Linked DNA regions of Homo sapiens: region 2 is linked to region 1. The links are chromatin contacts, found by POLR2A ChIA-PET in ENCODE. All regions are on one chromosome and are shown on one strand. The core of a region is the stretch at or near the end of the contact, and the rest is flanking DNA. Distances in the headings are between cores, read along the strand shown. Region 1 overlaps ITGAE (integrin subunit alpha E). Region 2 overlaps LINC01975 (long intergenic non-protein coding RNA 1975).

The links. ChIA-PET counts read pairs that join two places held with the same protein, here RNA polymerase II (POLR2A).
Region 2: POLR2A ChIA-PET joins it to region 1 with 15 read pairs in IMR-90. The contact joins two enhancer-like sites. POLR2A ChIA-PET finds 5 or more read pairs at or near these places in 4 of 52 experiments (GM12878, IMR-90, OCI-LY7 and 1 more).

The regions. Positions count from the first base shown.
Region 1 is chr17:3,736,919-3,739,970 of GRCh38, forward strand. ITGAE (integrin subunit alpha E) reads right to left here. Exons shown (of 31, transcript NM_002208.5): 20 at 2,887-2,960. Among named protein-coding and RNA genes, the nearest start is that of HASPIN, 15 kb to the left of the region's middle. RefSeq lists an enhancer at 877-1,171. Within about 2 kb of position 1,658, at least 16 of the 41 ENCODE cell types and tissues checked have a DNase peak (open chromatin) inside an H3K27ac peak, as active enhancers do.
Region 2 is chr17:3,982,672-3,985,842 of GRCh38, forward strand. It overlaps LINC01975 (long intergenic non-protein coding RNA 1975), which reads left to right. Exons shown (of 2, transcript NR_146884.1): 2 at 1-474. Among named protein-coding and RNA genes, the nearest start is that of LINC01975, 7.2 kb to the left of the region's middle. RefSeq lists an enhancer at 1-266. Within about 2 kb of position 1,465, at least 4 of the 41 ENCODE cell types and tissues checked have a DNase peak (open chromatin) inside an H3K27ac peak, as active enhancers do.

The DNA of each region.
Region 1 (3,052 bases), core at 408-2,907:
ATTGACTGGAGGGAGAGACAGGAAGCAGAGACAGAGCCTGCTGTCTCCACCCGAGAGATGATACATGCCTGAAATAAGGAAACAGTAGTGGATGCCTGGACACGGTGGCTCACGCCTGTAATCCCAGCACTTTGGGAGGTGAGGCAGGTGGATCACTTGAGGCCAAGAGTTCAAGACCAGCCTGGCCAACATGGTAAAACCCCGTCTCTACTAAAAATACAAAAATTAGCTGAGTGTGGTCACGTGCGCCTGTGATCCCAGCTACACAGGAGGCTGAGGCAGGAGAAGCACTTGAAGCCGGGAGGCGGAGGTTGCAGTGAGCCAAGATCGCGCCACTGCACTCCTGCCTGGGTGACAGAGTGAGACCCTGTCTCAAAAGAAGAAGAAGAAGAAAAAAGACAACAGTAGTGGAGAAGGAAAGAAGTCAGAGACAGTAAAGCAAATGAAACGAAAAAGAGGCAGGGGAGGGGGGACAGAGGAGTTAAGGGCAAGTTCTGAGTTTCTAGCTCAGGTGGCTGAGTGGTGCCGGTGGCTGAGTGGTGCCGGTGGCTGAGTGGTGCCATTGACTGAGGGAGGTAACATGGGAGGAAGACCCAAGGGTGGAAGAAGATGCGTTCAATCGGGGACATGACAAGAGGTGCATATAGGATAACAAAGCAGAGATGCTGACATGTCAGCTGGACACACATCTTAGAGCTCAGGCGTGAGACCTCAGTGTCATCAGAATATTAACAGCGTTGCCTAATCTGAGGCCTAGGGACCGTCTCAGAGGGCCCGGAATGCCAAAATTTATGTATGCACATGTGATCTTCTAAGGAGAGGGGTCTGTAGTCTTCATTAGATTCTTTTGGGGATCTATGTCCTCAGGTCAAAAACCACTGAGACAGCTGGACACCGACGACCAGGCTCACTAGCGTTTTTGAAAGAGAAGCGTTTGCTTGCTATGTACACTAGGGGGCGATGTAGGGCAAGCCATGCGTGCTGTATCTCTACTACCCCCAGTAGCTGGCTGGGAGGTTGGTTCTTGGCTGTAATTAATTCCCTGCTGGAAACAGCTGTGCCTGCTTGTTAGCCTGGATTCCAGAGCATTTGAAAGTCTTCAATTGGTCCTGCAAATGTCTATGAAAGGGCTGACCAGGACTTGGGGAACTGCGTTCTTCCCCATATACGGCAACTCCAGCCAGCTGGCCAACAGAATCACAATACATACACAACACTAGTCGCCAAGGACGCTTGTTTGTTTTGTTTTGTTACCCTCCCCCCCTCCCCGTTTTTGGAGTCTTGCTCTGTCACCCAGGCTGGAGTGCAGTGGAGCGATCTCGGCTCACTGCACCCTCCGCCTCCCGAGTTTGAGCGATTCTCCTGCCTCAGCCTGCCCAGTAGCTGTGATTACAGGCGCCCACCACCATGCCCAGCTAATTTTTGTATTTTTAGTAGAGACGGGGTTTTACCATGTTGACCAGGCTTGTCTCAAACTCCTGACCTCATGATCCGCCTACCTCTGCCTCCCAAAGTGCTGGGATTACAGGCATGAGCCACCGCGCCCGGCCTGGGGGGCATTCTAAGACCACTACATGTCTAAACCCACACTCATGTGCTTGGCAACACTGTCATTCTGGAATTCAGTGTGGTCCAATAGAACGTCTGCAGCGATGGAGACAGGCGGTATCTGCGCTGCCCAACACCACCAGCCACAGGCGGCCACTGAGTCTTTGAAGTGTGGCTAATGTGACTGAGGAACAAAATGTTTCATTGTGATTAATTTTAACTCATGTACATGTAAACAGCTAAGCGTGGCTGGTGTGTTGGACAGTGCAGTGCCGCATGCTGGGGCTGTGGCCCTCTTTCCTCCCTCCGCCTCCATTCTGTCAGCACGTGCTACGTATGAGCTGTCACTTTAAACTGTTACTCCCGTCATGGCCCAGCCCACACCGCCTCTCACCTGAGTGGTTACAAAGGGAGCAAGTGCCGCTTCTCTTCTCAGCTAAGCAGCAAGAAGGATCCTGCTAAGCTGCATGAGTGTGTCACTCCTCTGACTTCCCAGCTCACAGCAAAAGCCCTTCTGAGGGCTTAAGAAGCCCCATGGCCTCTTCCCCCTTCCTCCCCTTCCCTCATTACACCCCGCCCCACTCCACTGCAGCCACTAGCTCCTCACCCTGCCCCCCACCCACCAGGCAGGCTTCCAACCCAGGGTACCTGCAGCTGCTCTTCCCTTAGACACCCAACCACATAGCTCGTTCCCCTACCTCCTCCAGTGTGTGCCAAAGTGTCACCCTCCGTGACCACCCCATTGAAAACTTCAGCATCAGCTGCCACCCAACACTCCTTCCCACCTTCCCTGTGTCTTCAACGTTCATCTCATCAACATGGAATTTACCTACTTACCATCTTCTCCCCCTAAGAGCACCAGGAGGGCAGGGATTTTTGTCTGTGTTGTTCACAGAAGTATCCCCAGCACCTAGAGTGCTTGGCACAAAGTAGATGGTCCAGAAATATTTGATTGATTAGTTAATTTGGCCAAGAGGTGGGCCGGGAAAGAGGTTACCTCTAACTGAGGTAGAGGTCAGCCTGGCTGTGAAGAACGCTGGGTTCTGAATATAGCATTGTCCGGGATGTCAAGAGACCCAGGTTCAAGTCCACCAAATGGCCTATGCAGGGCCCTCGGCGACTGAGTCTGCTTCCTAATCTAGAAAGTGGGAAGACAGATCTCTGTCTTGCCTCCCTTCTGGGGTAGCTGAGGACATATTGAGATAATAAGTGCAGAAGCCATTTGTGGGCCACGGGGAGAGGGGAAGGGGATGTGCAGGGTGTCCTAATGAAGGAATTGCCCAGGCAAGCGTTCGGGAGAAGGTTAATCGAGGAAACTGACGGCTATGTCCAACTCACTGAGAGACGGTGGTGGCCAACTGTAATTCTGCGACACAAAACAGCTTATTCTTGCAGGCCTTCTCATAGGGCAGCTGTAACCAGACAGAGAGTCCCGATCAGCCCAGGCTCCGCCTTCCCCAGCAGCCCTGCCTCCGGCTCTTCTCCTTATAGGAAGTTTTGGGCT
Region 2 (3,171 bases), core at 215-2,714, 250 kb after region 1:
TCCACCCAGCCTCCACCCACAGGCCGCCAGCAGCTCTCCTGGTTCACCCTTGGCCCTTTGTGTTTACTGAAGGCCTATGTGAGGGGTGAGTTGGGGAGGCCAGCAGGAAGCTGACCATACTCCTGGGATCTGCCAGAGAAAAAGAAGCCCCTTCAGGTCCAGCAGAGGCTGAGCTTGACGTGGTGGACGAGTCGGGTCTCTTTCCATTGCAAGGGGGCAGAAGCCTGATTCAAATGGGCTGAAGCACAAGGGGAAAATCGTCGGCTCATTTCACTGAAAAGTCCAGGGGATGGATGGCTTCAGGAAAGGCAGGATCAAGGGCTCACAAGTGACATCTTTAAGAATTCACCTCTCAGCTGGGTGCAGTGGTTCCTGCCTGTAATCCTAGCACTTTGGGAGTCTGAGGCAGGAGGATTGCTTGAGCCCAGGAGTTCAAGACCAGCTTGGGCAACATAGTAAGACCCCCGTCTCTACAAAAAAGAAAAAAATTAGCCAGGCATGGTGGCGCATGCCTGTAGTCCCAGTTACTCAGAAGGCTGGGGTGGAAGGATCACTTGAGCCTGGGAGGTTGAGGCTGCAGTGAGCTGAGATCTGTTTCCTCTGTGGTGGCATTCTCGCCTCATGATGGTAACATGGCTGCCAGCAGCCACACCCAACATCCCACTTGAGTGCCCCCCAACCAGGAGATTCTCTTTGCCAATGGTTTAATCAAAAGCATTTGATTTGAGGCCGGGCACAGTGGCTCATGCCTGTAATCCCCACACTTTGGGAGGCTGAGGTGGGCGGATCACCTGAGGTCAGAAGTTCAAGACCAGCCTGGCCAACATGGTGAAACCCCGTCTCTACTACAAATACAAAATTAGCCAGGCGTAGTGGTGCATGCCTGTAATCCCAGCAACTTGGGAGGCTGAGGCAGGAGAATTGCTTGAACTGGGGAGGTGCAGGTTGCAGTGAGCCGAGATCACGCCATTGCACTCCAGCCTGAAGAGTGAAACTCCATCTCAAAAACAAACAAACAAACAAACAAACAAACAAACAAAAAAATCCTTTGATTTGAGCCTCCTAATGGGCTCTCACGGGATATGGGTTCTGTTCCCATTTCTGGACCAATCCCTGCAATGCTCCAGTTGGTTACATGGAGTCATGTGGTCTGAAGTCACTGCAGGAGGTCGGGGGAGGAGGGCTCCCCAAAAGACAGTCAAGATGCAGACATTGGAAGAAGAGGTGCTGGGCAGGCAGGAGCGCAGACGGCCACCGCTGCTGGCAGGGAGCATGCTGGGTCAGGGACCTCCTTCTGGGGGTACCAAGTGGAGCCCAGCTCTGTATGAGCTGCGGTGAATTCCAGAGAGGAGCAAAATGAGCCACCCAGTGCCTGGTCCCAGGCCAGCCCCAAGCGCCAAGTAGCATCCACAGCTGTGGCGGCTGTGGGAGGCGGCTTATGGCCCAGGGTGTGCGCTGAGTGCACAGCAACCCAGAGACTCAGCCTCTCGGACGACGAAGGGGCTGGGAAAGGGCCCGTGGCCTCAGCAGACAAGTCCCTCCTGGGTGGCTGGGAGATTCTTAAGGGAAATGCCATTTGATCTGTATTCTTAGAAACAGGAAGTAGCAGCTTCCTGTAAGCAAACTGACCTCATCCCCAAGCCCTGGGATGGCCCCTGGGTCCAACCACTTCCAAAGGGATGTGGCTACCTCTCACTCAGGGAAGCATCATGAGCCAATCCACACTTATTTATTTATTTATTTATTTATTTATTTATTTATTTATTTATTTGATATGGAGACTCGCTCTGTCGCCAAGGCTGGAGTGGAGTGGTGTGATCTCGGCTTACTGCCACCTCCGCCTCCTGGGTTCAAGCAATTCTCCTGCCCCAGCCCCCCCAGTAGCTGGGATTACAGTCTTGTGCCATGATGCCCAGCTAATTTTTTGTATTTTTAGTAGAGACGGGGTTTCGCCATGTTGGCCAGGCTGGTCTCGAACTCCTGACCTCAGGTGATCCACCCGCCTTGGCTTCCCAAAGTGCTGGGATTACAGGCGTGAGCCACCGCACCCGGCCTCTCTGTTTACACTTCCATTCTCAAAGTGAATCATCATCCATTTAAATAAAGGTGTCCTTCATCACAGGTCCTTGGTAAGGGAGTACTGGCTGTGTGTCATAAGCTTTATCTACTGAATCTTCTCTGATTCTGATGCCTCCTATGTGCTAACACCTCCCATGTGCTCATCCCATTCATGCGCTCATCCTTTCTATGTGCTCATCCCTCCCAAGTGCTAAGACCTCCCATGCGCTCATCCCTCCCATGTGCTCATCCCTTCCAAGCACTCATCCCTCCCAAGTGCTAACACCTCCCATGCACTCATCCCTCCCATGTGCTCATCCCTCCCATGTGCTCATCCCTCTCTTGCGCTCATCCCTCCCATGCGCTCATCCCTCCCATGCGCTCATCCCTCCCATGCGCTCATCCCTCTCTTGCGCTCATCCCTCTCTTGCGCTCATCCCTCCCTTGCGCTCATCCCTCCCATGCGCTCATCCCTCCCATGCGCTCATCCCTCCCTTGCGCTCATCCCTCCCATGCGCTCATCCCTCCCAAGCGCTCATCCCTCCCATGCGCTCATCCCTCTCTTGCGCTCATCCCTCCCAAGCGCTCATCCCTCCCTTGCGCTCATCCCTCTCTTGCGCTCATCCCTCCCATGCACTCATCCCTCCCAAGCGCTCATCCCTCCCTTGCGCTCATCCCTCTCTTGCGCTCATCCCTCCCATGCGCGCATCCCTCCCATGCGCTCATCCCTCCCTTGCGCTCATCGCTCCCATGCGCTCATCCCTCCCATGCACTCATGCCAACATCTTCCAGGAGCAAACACCTTCCTGGGGACTATGAAGGACTTTCACTAAATAGCACAGAGCAAAATTTGGAACTACCTCTACCTTCACTTGGATATTGATGGCTCCTTGCTTTGCACCTCTGTCAAGGTCAGAGTCTGGAAGGTGAGGGATGAGGACTGTCCCCAAAGCCTCCCCAAAATTACAGTTCAGAAAGAAATTCTTGCTATTTCTCTGACAGCCTGTCTGACTGGGGGAGCAGGGAGCAGAGGGTCTCTAGCTGGGGGGCGTGGGTGCAGCCCTTGGACCTGGCCCTGACTTGCTAGGTGACTTTGGGGAACTCCCTGGGCTT